Regions from separate parts of the Homo sapiens genome. Here region 1 is linked to region 2. The links are chromatin loops, found by intact Hi-C in ENCODE. Cell type or tissue: Calu3. All regions are shown on one strand.

Region 1 (8,000 bases), 140 kb before region 2:
TAAATAAAGGAAATGATAAAACTTACCACAGAGGACTATTTTGAGAATGAAATGATATATCATCTAGATCAAGAACTGTGGCATTTGAAATGGTCAGGGAGGTCTTTCCTGAAAGGTGATACTCACAATTATTCAGAGATGGTCAAATCTGGAGAGCCTGGGGATGCTGGCTCAGAAAGGCTGCATGAGATATTTAGTCAGTTTTGGGGCTGATGGCTGAAAGATAATCTTGAAAAATCGGAATGGATTGTGGTACAGCAGGGAGAGGCCATAATCTTTTCTCGCCCTCTTTCTTACCTCTGGAGACTTCTATCCACATCTGGCTTAGGTCATCAGGCAAAATTAATGTGTTGGTTTCACCCTGCTGACATCTGTTTCTGTCAGTGCAAGCCCTCAGCAGCTTGGGTGCAAATGAGCACAAGTGTCGGCCCTTTCCCCAGGGAGACCCAAACAATGTGCCTGAATTGGGAAGGAGATTTGGGCATGAGTGAGATACCATTTCATGATGCTGTCTGAAAATATATTGAGTCCACTAAAGGACAAAATTTGGGCAAGTGCTACTTCTGCATTTTATGGCAAGTGTCAAACCTCTTGCCTTGCAAATAGTAGCAAAACAAATCAAAGACAACTGCTTTGGTTCCTTTCTTATTCAAAGTGGAAAAAGTTGGATAAAAGATTATCAGTGATGGTCGGGTGCTGTGGCTCATGCCTGTAATCCCAGCACTTTGGGAAGCTGAGGTGGGCAGATCACCTGAGGTCAGGAGTTTGAGACCAGCCTAGCCAACATGGTAAAACCCATCTCTAAAATACAAAAATTAGCCAGGCATGGTGGCTCATGCCTGTAATCCTAGCTACTCAGGAGGCTGAGGCATGAGAATCACTTGAACCTAGGAGGCAGAGGTTGCAATGAGCTGAGATCACATTGCTGCATTCCAGCCTGGATGAAAGAGTGAGACTCTGTCTCAAAAACAAACAAACAAACAAACAAAAAAACTGTCAATGATAATAACTATCCTGTTACAAATGTACACACCCTTTTTCTCTGAAAGTAGCTATTCATTTTCTCATTTGATCCTCACAGCAAGTCCTGGGGGTAGATAGGGCAGGTATTAACCCTATTTCATAGCTAAGAAAAGAAATACTTAAGTTCACGAGGGTTAAATTCCTATCCAAGGTCACCAGCTAAGAAGTAGGAGATGTGGGTCTTGACCCTAGTCTTCTGATTCCAAATCCTCATTGAGTGACGCAAGCTGTTTTCTCCTCCACGTCTTTGCTCATGTTGTCCCTTCTGCCTGAAACAACTTAAAGCAAAGAAAGAACTTTCTAACAGCCACATTATCCAAAGAAGGAATGAGGTAATGAGCTCCTCATTGCTGGAGAAGGGTAAGCAGAGGGGAAACCAATTGGCAGGGATATTGCAGATGAGATCCAACTATTGAATTGTAGATTGGACCTGACAGTCCTAAAGTCCCTTCCAAACCTGTGATTCAGTATCATTAGCCTAAAAGTACTAAAGCTAGCATATAATCTCTGGACATGGAAGCCAGGCTGAGAGAGCAGAGTGTGGAATATGGATTCTGAACCAGAGGGAACCCTTCAATTCACATAATCTCAGAACATCATAGCCAGAGGGGGCCTTGGCCCAGGTCCCTGGGCCAACTGTCAAACTCCCCTCCCAACAATTACCATTGTGCTAATTAGGACAGCCCCAGCAATCTGAAAAAGAAGAATTTCAAGGACTGTTCTGGCTCTGAATATCTGGAAAAAGGTGCATCTTGGTGGCTCCTGGAGTAGACCAGTCGGGGAGGAAGTTCTAGGAGGGACTCTTACAGAGACCAGCTGGACTAGAGCTTCTCTTGACTCCAAAGACACTTGACCTCAAATTTAGCTTGGTCACTTAACAAGGCTGTTGGGAGAAACAATTCACTTCAAAACTTAACCAGTGAAACACATGTACATGCTATCAACTGGTGAGCAATGGGCCAAACCAACCCCTGCTACTGATTCTTGGAGCAGAGGCAAAAGGGGCAGGGCATGGACTGATACACTTTAGAGTTGCATAGCTTTGAGTTAAAATTCTGGTTCTGTCACTGTTTTTTTTTTTTTTTTTTTTTTTTTTCAGAGACAGGGTCCTTCTCTGTCACCGAAGCTGGAGTGCAATGGCGCATTCATAGCTCACTGCATCCTTCAACTCCTGGACTCAAGTGATCTTCCTGCATCAGCCTCCCAAGTAGCTGGGATTACAGACATCTGCCACCACACCTGGCTCATTTTTTAATTGTTATTTTTTGTAGAGATGGGGCCTTGGTGTTTCTCAGGCTGGTCTCAAATTTCTGGTCTCAACCAATCCTCCTGCCTGGGCCTCCCAAAATGCTGGGATTACAGGTGTGAGCCACTGTGTTCAGCCTCTGTCACTGTCTTGTAAAGTGACTCTGCAAATTAGTCACCTGTCTTTCCCTGTTTTCTTATCTATAATTTGGGAATTATGTAGGCACCCCTCTCAGAGAAATGAGTAAAATAACAGATATATATATATTCACATGGTACAAAATAGGTGTTTAATAAATCCCAATTTGTTGACCAAGTGCCGTGGCTCATGCCTGTAATCCCACCACTTTGGGAGTCCAAAGCAGATAAATCACTTGAGGTCAGGAGTTCAAGACCAGCCTGGCCAACATGACAAAACCCCGTCTCTACTTAAAATACAAAAATTAGCTGGGTGTGATGGTGCATGCCTGTAATCCCAGCTACTCAGGAGGCTGAGGCATGAGAATCTTTGAACCTGAGGGGTGGAGGTTGCAGTGAGCCGAGATCGCACCACTGTGCTCCAGCCTGGGTGACAGTGAGACTCTGTCTCAAAAAAAAAAAAAAAAAAAAGAAAAGAAAAGAAAAAAAAATCCCAATTGGCTGCTACCATCCCAGGTAGTATCAGCGTGTCCAATTACTGAAATATAAATGTTGTATAACATTTAAAGATACATGAAAACACTCGGAAAAAAAAATTTAAGAAATTGCCTACTGTTTTCTTAGATATTTGAGTGAGACCCAAGGGCTAACATTTATTATCCATCATTCAGTACAATTTGAAACAAAACAATGGGAGCCTGTGGGTCATTAATTTGGTTCAAGGGGTTATCGTGCCCAAGTCTAACTCAGTGTTCTTCACAGCTTTGCCCAACACTGGGTTTTCCCCTGCACTCTCCACCCCACGCCCCCTGTCAACATGACTGATGAATTCAATATCCCCCTCTTTCCAGCTGACGAGTCATTGAGCTGACTCCAATCAGCAGGATCCCCTGGTCGCCTGACTCAGGCCTCCCCAGTCAGAGGTAGAGTCTGCGGTGGACAGACAGACAGGTCTGGAGAGGCTGGTAAGTAAGAACTCCCCGAGTGCCTCCGCCAAGAACCGATTTGAAGAGGTTGCCATTCACTCTGTCAGGCTGCGTGTGGGATTCATCAGGACCCAGCCTCGCTTTCTTTCACCCCGCATCAATGTGCCCTAAAGGATTTTTCTTTAAACCTGATTGCTTGGAAGGCATTGTAAGTCCACTGCTTTGTGATTCATCAATCCATGACAGCTCATTATTCCAGAAGCATTTAGGCCCCAAACCAGGAGAGAGGGAAAGGTTTCTTGGTGCCATAACGGGACAAAGGTTCACTGGCTTATTGATTCATGTCACAAATATTTACTCAGCCTGCTATTTAACTATGGAGATGAACTAGGAGGTGGATATTTGCTGGTGGGCCTCACTGTAAAGAAATCCCACTCAACAAAGTAGAGTCCAGAAATTCTGACTTAAGTACTATTAATATTGAACTTCTGAGAAAAGCATTTTACATACATCACCTGACTGACTCTATGATGTCTCTGTATGTAATACAGTATCTTTATTTTACACATGAGAAAACGGAGGCTCACAGGGGCTCAGTGGCTTATTCAAGTTCCATAGCTAGAAGGCAGCAGAAATGGGATTCAACCTGTCTGACTCCAAATCCCATGCACGTAACCATTTTTTACTGCATTACTTGTTCCCACATTTTTTTTTAGTTGTTGATAGGTTAAAAGGAAAACAAAGCTGTTTATGGAAGCATTTGAAAAATATAATGCTCTCAGTTGTAAGAGAATACTGTAGTATTGAGTTATCTGGAATTGCATGGGATGTAACATTCAATGGACAATGGAGCATTTGGTGGCCTGACCTCTCTTCCAAGTTCAGGAGGCCTCTCAAGTTTCAGTCATCAAGGCTCCCCTGGAGCACTGGGATTCTGAACTATTTCCTTATGTACTTCTCCTGGGCTGAGGCTCCTGAGTGTGGCTGAACCTGGTGGCACTCTTCTGCCACATAGAGATGAGGTCAGCCTGGACACTGCCCTGGGGTTTTAATCTAAATAACCACTGGATTAGGCTGCATTCAAGCTGGCAAAAATGTTTATTTCTTATATCTACTTGAAGTAAGCTTCCTTTCCAACAGCCCCCACTAAAAGAGAAGGGATAGAGGGCTTGTCTGTGTTCAGAGAAATCTCTCTTGTATTCATTAGCTGTCGGTAATAGAGGCTGAGTTTTTCAGATCCAAAAGACATGGAGATAGGATATTAAGAGACAATATGGAGTAGCAGAAAATGTATTGAGCTGGGAGTCTTACTCTAGGTCAGAGTCCCTTGTATTCAATACTTCACTCACTGTGTCACTTTGGGCAAGTTGCTTAACTTCTCTGTTTTCATTTTTACATCTATAAAATGGAGATGATAATACTTCTTTATCTTACAGAGTTATTGTGCAGGTCATATATAATAATAATTTTATTCATTCATTCATTCATTCAGTGACTGCTAGAAACTTGATATAATGATGAATAAGACAGTCATAGTCTATGCTCATGAAGCTTACAGTCTAGTGGGAGAGATAGATATAAATCAATCTTGATGGAGAAGTAGTTGTTCAAACAAAAGTTATGAAAAAGTATTATAAGAAAGGAATATAGGGTGCTGTGAGGGCCTATGGCTGAAAGTGTCATTGAAAATGAAACTAGAGGGATGAGTCATAGGTGGTGGAATTAAAGGGGAGAGGAAGGGCATTTTGCTTAAGTAAAGCAGCATGCATGCAGTTGCAATGGAGTTTTGCACAAACCAAGAACGGAGAGAAAGTCAATGTGTAACATGACCATATGGTCCTGTTTTCTGTGGATAGTCCCTTTGTAAACCCAGTGTATTCATTATAGAGCTTTTTTGCATTCCCTAAAGCATCTCTACTGGATGGAGAAATAATAGTCATCTCATTAATGTGGCTGGTGTGTAGTGAGCAAAGTGGGATGTTAGGCTAAACAGGTTCACTTAGATAGATCCAAGCTTTGTAGATCATATTAAGGAGTTTGGTCTTTACTTCAAGAGCAGTAGGCACAAACTGGAGCTTAAAAATTAGATCAGAATACTAGTTAACATTTATTTAGTATTGCTACATGCCTGTATTATGCAATCTGCTTTAGAAGACAGAGGTGCCATTGCAATCTCCACTTTATATACAAGGAAACTGAGCCTTGTACAGATCAAGGGACTTGCCCAGGGCCACATGATGATTAGTGGCGGAGTGCTGATTTAAAGCCAGATGTCATTCCCAAGACTAGGTATTTAATCTCTCTGACACTGACTCCCAGTGTGGAAGCCTTTAGCTATAAATGCATTCTGTTCAAAAGCTACTTCTTTTCTGAGCACTTAGCCAACTTTCATATAGGCATGTTGAAGTAAAGTGAAGCCTTCACAGCAACATCTCCCTACTCTATGAAACAGTAGAACTGAGTGCTAGAACGGACGTCAAAATAGCAGCAATGAAACCCACTGTGGCATCAGTATTTAGGATTCAGGCCCTGGTCCTGCCAGCTGTGACCTGAGTAAAGCCACTTGACTTCTCAGAGTCCATTTGACAACTCTCTAACAGGACAAACCTAGTCCTTTACCAGGAAGAACACACCAAATGTGAAAGGGCCCTGCAAACTGGAAAATGCAATGGTGATAACAACAACCAAACCCAAGAAAAACCTTTGTTAGGAGCTTTCTTCTTACCAAAGGACTGTGTTAAGTGATTTATGGAAATTTTTTTCCATTTACCCTTCAAAATTACCCCACAAAATAGGCACTATTATCATCACCATTTAACACATGTGTAATCTGAGGCCCAGAGAATTAAGTAACTTTTTATTTATTTATTTATTTATTTATTTATTTATTTATTGGAGAGGTGGGGGTCTTGCTATGTTGTTCAGTCTGGTCTTGAACTCCTGGCCTCAAGTAGTCTTCCCACCACAGTACCCCAAAACATTGGGATTATAAGCATGAGCCACTGCGCCTGAAAATAATTAAGTGACTTGTCAAAGGTTACAGGGTTGGTACTAAGAGCCACCAAGCTAGGGTTCTTTGCCATTATATAAGTTATGAAACAGTTTTATGAAAAGTACTATAAGAAAGGAATATAGGGTGATGTGAGGGCCTGTGCCTGAAAGTGTCATTGAAAGTGAAATGGGATGAGTCATAGGTGGTGGAATTAAAGGGGAGAGGAAGGATGTCTTGCTTAAGTAAAGCAGCATGCATGAAGTTGCAAAGGAGTTTTGCACAAACCAAGAATGGAGAGAAGGTCTGTGAAGGTGGTCATATGAACAGGATATAGGCTGTTTTCTGGGGATAGTCCCATTTAAACCCAGAGTCCTTATTAATAGGGCTATTTTGCACTCCCTAAAGCATCTCTACTGGATGGAAAAATAATACAGTCATCTCATTAATGTGGCTGGTGTGTAGTGAGCAAAGTAGAATGTTAGGCTACAAGCTCTGTCCAAAGAGGACAGCATACCACAGATGGCTCTGAACCATTTATCCCGAGAGCTTAAGAGCCCCAAGGATGAGGATGTTCAAGAAGAGAAGTGGAAGGCAGAGAGGCACTGGCTTATGGGAGTCTGTCCAGGAAGAGAAAGTGACCTCAGGTTAAGGCTCACTCACAGGGTGTTGAGGGAGTCCTGAGATGGCCAGGAAGGGCCAGAGAGGAATTGATGATGAGAAGTAAATTTGTTAGGACACAAATGATGGGTTTTGTTTGGAAGATAGATCTCTTTTTTGCTCTGAATAGCATAGTAAATGAGAATATGACTACCATTTTGGTGAGTTCTCAAGTGGATTTTATTGAGGATGGTACAACATTGCTATGTGTTTTCTCTCATCAATCAATCAACAAATGCTGCACAAACCAAGACTCAACTAATGTGATAAGTGCCATATTTTGAGAATTTATTGCCTATCAACTATCATTCCATATTTTTTATACATATTACTCCATTAAACCTTTAAATCAGGCCCTGTTTTACAAATGAAGAAACAGCACAGGAAGTGAAATTCTAAGCCAAAGTTCCCATAGCTGGTGAATGGGTTTGAACCAAAGTTGTTCCACTTCAGAGTTTGCATTCTCAATCACTGGACAAGGTCACCTTCACCGACATATACCAAGTAGAGTGGTCTCAACTCATATTTATAAAGTGCCTGCTCTGTCCTGGGCCCTATGAGTTGCTTTTATATAACTTTATTTAATTTGGCTTTGCCATATAACCCTGGACATGGCACTTAACACTTTTGGTCTATTTCCTCATCTGTAAAACGAGGATAGTAATAGTACTTACCACAGAGGACTGATAAGAGAATTAAGTGAGATAAGTAATGCAAAGCACTTAGTAGAGAGCCTGGCAAGCAGAAAGCACTGGAAAAGTGTTTGCCAAATCAATATTCTGGACAACTGCCTTGTTCTATAGTTGCTTTATCTATTATTCTAATTTTAGCCTGGAGCTGAGAGCCATAAAGAAGGCAGAAGACACTATTTGCTTGCCTCTGGATGACGCAGAAGAGCGACTCTTAGCATCATAGCTACTATTGCTTCTTCTTCCTGATCCCCTGCTGCCTCCTCTTCCTTCTTCTTCATGTACAATAAACTGCACATATTGAAAGCATACAATATGATACGTGTATAT
Region 2 (8,000 bases):
TATCAGATCCTCAGCACAAAGCTAGGTCCCTCCACTTTGGTCAGTTGTGCCCTGCTCTCACCACCCCTTTCCTTGCCATCAGCCCTCATAGTGTCAAAGAAAACACTCTTTGATTTGAACCCTTCCCTCTCATTTTCAAAACTATTTGTCAGGAAAGCTGCTGCTATTATCCTTTAAAATATGTATGAATTATAGTAACCTTCTCAGATGTATCTTTCTCTCTTTTTTTGGGGGGGGGGTGGCGTTTAACTATTGTTTAATCTTGGAAAAGTGAGCTTATTTATTTATTTATCTTAGACGGAGTCTCGCTTTGCCACCAGGCTGGAGTGCAGTGGCGCGATCTCGACTGACTGCAATCTCCACCTCCCGGGTTCAAGTGATTCCCCTGCCTCAGCCCCCTGAGTTGCTGGGACTACAGGCACATACCACCATGCCCGGCTAATTTTTTTGTATTTTAGTAGAGACGGGGTTTCACCATGTTGGCCAGGATGGTCTCGATATTCTGACCTCATGATCCGCTTGCCTCGGCCTCCCAAAGTGCTGGGATGCCAGGCATAAGCCACCGCACCGGGTCGAGCATCTTTATTTTAAATCTCACATAAAGATAGGTTTGGGGTTGGGTAATCGGAGAATGACAATCAGATTTACTTAGGCAAAATTAATAAATTTTAATCTGGGAATATTTCCTCTGCTCTTATTTATTAATTTGTTTATATATCAGTATTGCATTCCACCCTACAAAGTATTCATAGCAACTTACTCAGTATGGCTCTATTAAAATAGTAAAGTATAAATTAAAAATATTTAATATTCAGAAACTAGGACAATATAAATTAGAATAGAAGGTTAAGATCACAGAGAACAATACAACCTCGAAATGGAGATCATAAGGGAAGATACGACATTGAAATAATGAAATTACACAATTCATATCATTAACCAGTAGTCAAAAATGTCATAGTCATCCTTATATTTGACTAAGAGTTCATGGAATTATACACAGAACCTGCCACATGATAGAAATTTTGCGAATATTTCTTGAATGGTGTGAGAAAAATGAGCCTCCAAGAGGTGCAATGATTTGTGAAGGTCACCCAACTGGTTAGCAACAGAGGCCAGATTCAGGTTCTATGGCTCCTGATCCTAATTCGTCGCCCTTTTGAGGGATCACAACTCACACTTACTCAACAGGAGAAACGTACAGTATATGAGGCTTTTTATTTCTGGGATACTTCTATTGAGCTCCCCAGCACTTGAGAAGTGGGCATTGTTTCCCCGTATTGCAGATGAGAAGTGACTTACACAAGGTGACACAACTTATAAGGAACATAGTAAGCATTTGAATTCTGGTGGTTTCACTTTATGTCCAGTGTTCATTCCATCATAACCTAGGTCTTTCTCTTTTGCACTGTTCCCAAAGTTGCAAAACTAAAAATAAAAACAGAAATGCAGTATTTCCAAATTAGGGCATTAAACATCTATGGGTGATCTGTGAGGTGATATTTTCAACTTCTTATGACAGGGAAAGGAACTCAAGGAAGTCCGCTGGTCAGTAACTCTTGCAGACTCTTGGAACAAATGCCATGATATTTGCTTTAATTAAAGAGCATTTAAGTTCTGAATGTCCACTCAGGGCTGATTTCAGGCTAAGCCTGTGTGTCTTGGTGTGCAGAGCACGTGCAAAGGAGTCAAGAAATGCCCTTGGCCATGTCACCAGGGCTGCTTAGTGGCACCATCAATGCAGCTGTCTCCAACTGGTTATTCCTTTTCTTAAGGACACTGCTGGGGAGGGATGTGCTGATGTGTTTGTGTGTGTGTGTGTGTGTTTGTGTGTGTGTACTAGTGTGATTTTTTTTCCCCCAATGGCTGTCATGCGTTTTATGATCTTCACAGATGTAAGACTTCACCATGAAGAGAAGGGAGGGGAGAAAGGCTATTATTTGGGAGAGGGGGAGAATAGGTGAAATGGATGGGAGGCAGGAAGCAGAATTGTGTAGATTTAATTGGCCTCGTTTTATAGCAGTTAGCTCTGTTTTCACGGGGTAGCGATGAATAGGCCCATAACGGTGAACTGTTTTTCACTATTATTAGTCCAGGAGATGAAAGTTTCATTGTTATTCTTCCTTGGAGCTCAGGAGGCCACTCCAAATATTAACTCATTTTAGCCTCAGGGACTCAGAATTTCAGTGGAACCATTTGAACTTGGCTCAGTTTATAATAATGATCCCGTATGTTTGTAAAGTGATTCAGCTTACAAAGCATTGCACCATCTTATCCCAACTGCTGTTTGAGCTTCAAAATAATCCTACAAAGTATCCAGTGAAGATGATTATTCCCATTTTCTTAACAAGGAAACTGAGGCCCAGGGAAGTTAAATGGGTTTCTAGACACACAGGCAATACCAGACTTAGAAAGGAAGAAAAGGACACCACTATTTGCTGATTGTCAACTCTATGCCACCCACTGTGTTGAAAGAAGACTCTAAATCCCAGAGAGAGGTTTTATTTGGCCTGAAGTCATTCCATGCAGGACCCGCCAATGACTGCGGGGCTAGAATCAGAAACTGAGCCTGCTTGCCACTAAACTAGTGCTGCCTTCCACAAACTCTCTGTGAATCACAGCCATGGCGCAAGCTTTGAAGGGAGAAAGACGTCGGCACTGATTACCCCAAACCACTGACAAATCAAACATTATGGAAATCAGGACTCACCACTGAATAATAACTCACATGTGTAAGGCATTTGCAAAGGCGCTTTGCAGTCGATGCTTCTTTAACCCTCACAACAATCTTATGAGCTAGATAGTATTATTATTCCATTTCACAAATGAGGAAGAGGAGGCTCAGCAAGGGGAGTAACTCATCTAAGGCCACACAGTTAGTGGGTGGCAGAGCTGGAGTTCTAACACAGCCCTGTCTGACTCTTAAAGAGGGCCCCTGTTGAATTCCTGTTTCCCACAGGCTAATTCCTGTTTCAGTTAGGACATTTCTGTGGTCCTATGTCTTAAATTTAACCTACCCCCATCCTACCCTCATAACCTGCAACATAAAGTTCAAACTGCTCAGCCCAAAGTTCAAAATCCTCCAGTTTTTCAAAATCGTCTCCCTTTACCTTTCAGGACACACCTCAGACTCCAGCTATGTGCCAGTGGATGCTTTTTCTCTGACTCCCCCTGAGTCCCTGCTGCCATTGATCTTTGATTTTCCAGTTCGTTGTATCTAAAGCAGCATTTTCTTCCTGCTTCCTCTTTGAGTTCCTCTTTTAAGGATCACCTTCAATGCCATCAGTTCCATATACCCTTTTAGGACCCTGGTATTAGGTGTGCTGGACCCCTGTATGCTCTCTTATGGCCCAGATTGTAATGCTTCTCTTGTCTCCCTCATTCCTCCCCTGATCCCTCCTTGAATGACCAGGCAGGGTCTCATTGCTTCATCCTCAGACTGACCATGGTGACTGACACACATTGGGCACACAGTAGACATAAAATGAGCATTGTCTTTAGGTACACAAACACTGACAAGTACCATAATACGTAAGTGGCTTCGCATCATTCCTGCCCTTGATGTGGTAGAACTATTCAGGGCTTTGAAATCAGATCGATCCGAGTTCAAATTCCAGCATACCTACTTCTGCACTACGTAACCTTGGGCAATTACTTATTCGGGCCTCCTGATCCTCAGTTTTGTCCTCTGTTGAAATCATGACAGCGCCACCTTTCTTGCAGAGGCAGTAACTGTGAGATTGAATAAGACAGAGAACAAGCATTCAAGACAGTGCTTGGCACAAAGAGAGCGCTTAGGGAATGTTCATTGTTAGGCAGAGCTATTATTATTGTCGTAGTTTATAATATCTCCCAGCAATGAGATCGGATTTCCTTTGGATTTAGGAGTGCATGCAATTGTGTTGCTTTAGAGTTTACCTCCTTGCCTTGACTAACACTTTACTCTTCTGTTTCACTTCTGCCATTTCCCATGTTTGTATCACTGTTGCTGGTATTATGTATTTAGAGTTGTGGCTTCGTAAACTGTTTCTTAAAATATTCCTGTGCTCTAAGAGGCAGCATACTGGGGAAAGAACACTAGGAAGAAAAGAGAAGGGGAGACAGGGAACAGGGGTGGAATCTGTTCCTTAAGAAATCCACTTAACCTCCCTGGGACTTGTTTGTGTTATCTGCAGATTGAGGAATATTTGGCAAGACAGGGTGTAAAATCGCTTGCAGCTTCAATGCACTGCATTTAAAAACCTGTTACTTTCCTATCTTGAGACACCAAAATGCTCTTAGACTTGAAGATGACTATGTATGCAAGTGCATCCCTCCCACCCTCCTTCCCAAACAAACACACACACAAACACAAACACACCCCAAATGCTCTGAGAAAACCCATGGTTTTGTTGTTTGAACATGTTGTTTTCTTTAACCAAGTGGTTGTTTGCAAACGTTTTCTGATTGTAACAGCAGTGAGGGCACCTCTCTTAGAGAAGACTGAGTTCTTTCTCTTTGAAAGATGCTGTTTACTGAAATAAATTCCACCTCCTTCTTTGTTTGGCTTTTTCTTTGTAAACAATCAAAACCAACTGGCAAAGTCGGGGAGCTTGTTTTAGTCCATTGTGGCATCTGGCTTGATTTCTTTTTTTTTTCCTCCTAATCTGAAGTACAGACACTATTGTGAGCCCCAAATTCCTTTGCAAGAGGCAATTAGTTCCGTAAGCATTTACCAGTGGTGCACCATGCACCAAGCACTGTGGGGAAAAAGAAAGATCCTTTTGTTGTTGAGCTCAGGAACAAGGAGGGTCAGGGCTGGGAGGAGCATTAGAAACCATCTAGTCCAGGGTCCCATATGTGTTTTCACAGAATGCTTGTGCCATGAGTAGTGCCTCAGAAAATGCCTAGGTGGCTGATGACGTTGGAAGAAAATAAAAGGTATACATAGCTTACATAGACTCTAATCAGGATTCATAATGCACCTGAGTATATAAAAATTTCTGAAATCTGCAGTTTAAAAATTATCTTCAATTTTGCTTAATTCTGAGCCTACCAAATATATATGATGAGGTAACTGGTGTGCATGTACGTGTGCATGTGTAAGCATGTGTGTGTGGGTAACGCTAATTAACCACAGAGTGAATTTGTACCCAGGCATTTTGGATACAAAAACCCCACCCACTCCCTACTTCACCAGCTGTACCTGCTAAAAAGTTGGCAATCGAGGTGGAACCCACCAGCTGCATCTGGCTCACTCGCTTTTGGGGTTTGGCATTTGTAGTCTTAGAACCAGGATGCTTTACATTTTTGAACTATTTACCAACATTTAGAAGTTGGGAGTTTTCTTATAAAAAGCCAAGATTCTTGCAAAATTGGGAGATCTGGCAATACTGGGCCACAATTTATCATGGTGACAGCAGGAACACAGCTGTTCCCCTTGGAGAGCACACTGGCTCTCCAGCTCACCACATTCCTGCCCAGGTTGACTCCACTAGCTGGTGTCATAGGCTTGGTCCTTGTAGGCATTTGAGCTGACAACCCCTGGTTCAAAGCACATCCTAACGAGGCCATATCTTTTCTCCTTGTATTCTCTTGCTTTTCATTCTCAAGAGGTGATTGGTGTCTTTGATGAGGGCATCTTTTGGCAGATGAAACCCAATGGCTTCCTGACATAGATGAACCACTGGCTATTACAAGAAAAGAGAAAATATATTAAGAGTATATTTTGTGTTGACCTGTGTTTTTAGCAAGGATTTCCTTATTTAATCTTCGTAACAAACACAATGTGGGTATTAGGATACTACTTTTTGAGATAAATTGAAGCCCAGAGTGATAGGTATAACTTGCCCAAAATTATATAGTTTATAAGTTAAAAAGCTAGGGTTTGAATACAGAAAAGATGCTCTTAACCACTATACTACATTTCATAAAGAATTGTTTTACATAAGCAACATCATTTTATTTTTTGAAACATTTTATTTTGAACTAATTTTAGACTTACAGACAAGTGGAAAAAATAATACAAAGAATTCTGTTATCTACCTGTTCCACCTAATGTTAATATCTTAAATAACCATAGTACAATTATCAAGTGATGAAAATGAACATTTGGTACAATATAATTAACTCAACTACAGGCCTTTTTCTAATTTCACCCATTTTAACACAAATGTTTTTCCCTGTCTGTTCCAGGATCTTGTCTAAGATCTCAGATTGCATCCAGCTGTTATTTCTCCTTTGTCTCTTCCAGTTTGCAGCAGTTCTGCTTTCGTTGTCTTCATGAGCTTCACAGTTTTAATAAATACTGATTAGGTATTCTATAGAATGTCTCTCAATTTGGGTATGTCTAGTATTTTCTCATGATAGGAATGAGGTTATACATGTTTGTAGCAATACTAAGAAAAAATGTTGTGTCCCTCTTACATCTAGGAGTTTATGCTATTGATTTGTATTATTGCTGGTAATGTATTTTTTCTTGAAATACAGAATAATCCCTGCATTTTTTTTTAATTTTTTGCTGGTAATGTATTTTAATCACTGGGTTAAGTTGGTATCTGCTGGGTTTCTCTACTATAAAGTTACCATTTTTTCTTTGCAGTTGATACATTTCTTGGAAAAGATAATTGGAAATTATGCAAATCTTCTTTCTCCTCAAACTTTTGTCTACTAATTTTAGCATCTTTTCGTTGACTTTATCTGCAACATTGTGCTTTTATTGCTTTTAGAAAAAGAATTACAAAATGAATAGAATATACTAGAAGATTACAGTAAGAATCAAGATTTTAATGCAAAATATTTGAAAGCTACTTCTTTACTTAATAATAAATATTGCCTTTGATTTCATAATGGAGTTAACATCATAATTTCGCATGAATAAATTTTGAGACTATGAGCAAACACTTATAATTCAGAATCTATTTTCTTATTTTTAATAGGGACAACAATAATAATTGAAAATATTGCTGCAGAAATAGAAAGTCATTAAGAGTAGCTGCTCTAGTCAGACTACCTGGGCTGGGAAGCGTGAAAATGTCACTCACTAACTATGGGTCTTTTAGTAGGTTATGTAACTAGTTATGCCTCAGTTTCTCATGGAACCAACGTGAAGCTTAAATAAGATAATAGATGTCAAATACTTAGCACAGCCCCTGGCATATAGTAAGTGATTGACATATATTCATTAAATTTGAATTTAATGTATTCAACCACTAACCTTAGATGTAACACTTAAGAAATATAAAGGGTCTGCAATTTTTCCCTGCTTGCAAAGTAATACAGGTTACTCTGCCTGTTTCATGGATGCTGACAGAAGTCACAAGACTCTGAGACCAGAGACAAAGGACTTTTACCCATCATACAGCAAACAGCATGAGCTTCTTGTTCTCATCGGCAACGCTTGTCTTCCAAATACCATGAGGGCGATATAGAGTGGCCCACATAGAGGGGTTTCTTCACTAATGAGGAATCCTGAGCTTGGGAAATCTTTCTCTTTTATATTGGAAAGCAAAAATCCTGCTCTCTACTCCAGAGAAAGACACCGTCTCTGTCTTCTGAGGTTGTTTACTATATAAGTATCCTTGAAAACATAGCCCAGAACAAAAGATGTCAGTGCCTTTGCTCAGAAGACATGTGGGAACAGGAGAGAACCATGGAGAATTGTCTCCTAACAGCACTGAGCAATGTTTGATGCTTTCTTTGTAAAACAGCAAATTGATCTGTAGGGATTTTTACCAGCTTTCCAGAAAAGGACAGAAATTAGTATATTTAGTTAATTCTGTAATGACTCCTGTTTTCTTAAGACTCTTCGTTTCATTTGCTACTGTATTTCAGCTTCTGTAGAGCTTTCCAATATATAAATCCTACATTAATGCTTTTTTTCCTTCTAACAAGGCAATGTAAGATTCCAACCACTGATTCTAGGCTGATTCTTAATTGTGTCTCAGAGCAACCAGCTCCTGAATCAATGTTCTATCTTGTCCATATGGAGAAAACTATCTTCTCTATATATTTGAGATGGG

The links. Hi-C counts contacts between places; a loop is a spot of excess contacts. Peaks named below come from ENCODE experiments on the same cell type or tissue, not always from the same donor. Only the 100,000 strongest peaks of a DNase experiment are listed, where the experiment ranks them.
Region 1: it touches region 2 in a loop (6-fold over the local background); 2 of 110 quality-filtered maps call a loop at or near these places.

What each region holds. Positions count from the first base shown.
Region 1 is chr1:56,327,664-56,335,663 of GRCh38, reverse strand. It overlaps LOC124904186 (a long non-coding RNA gene), which reads left to right and starts at 3,348. Exons shown (of 4, transcript XR_007066107.1): 1 at 3,348-8,000. RefSeq lists an enhancer at 3,192-3,251. In Calu3, no CTCF peak of the experiment used is centred here; DNase peaks (open chromatin) are centred at 3,283 and 4,303.
Region 2 is chr1:56,185,792-56,193,791 of GRCh38, reverse strand. No RefSeq gene overlaps it. Among named protein-coding and RNA genes, the nearest start is that of LINC01767, 230 kb to the left of the region's middle. In Calu3, no CTCF peak of the experiment used is centred here; a DNase peak (open chromatin) is centred at 3,561.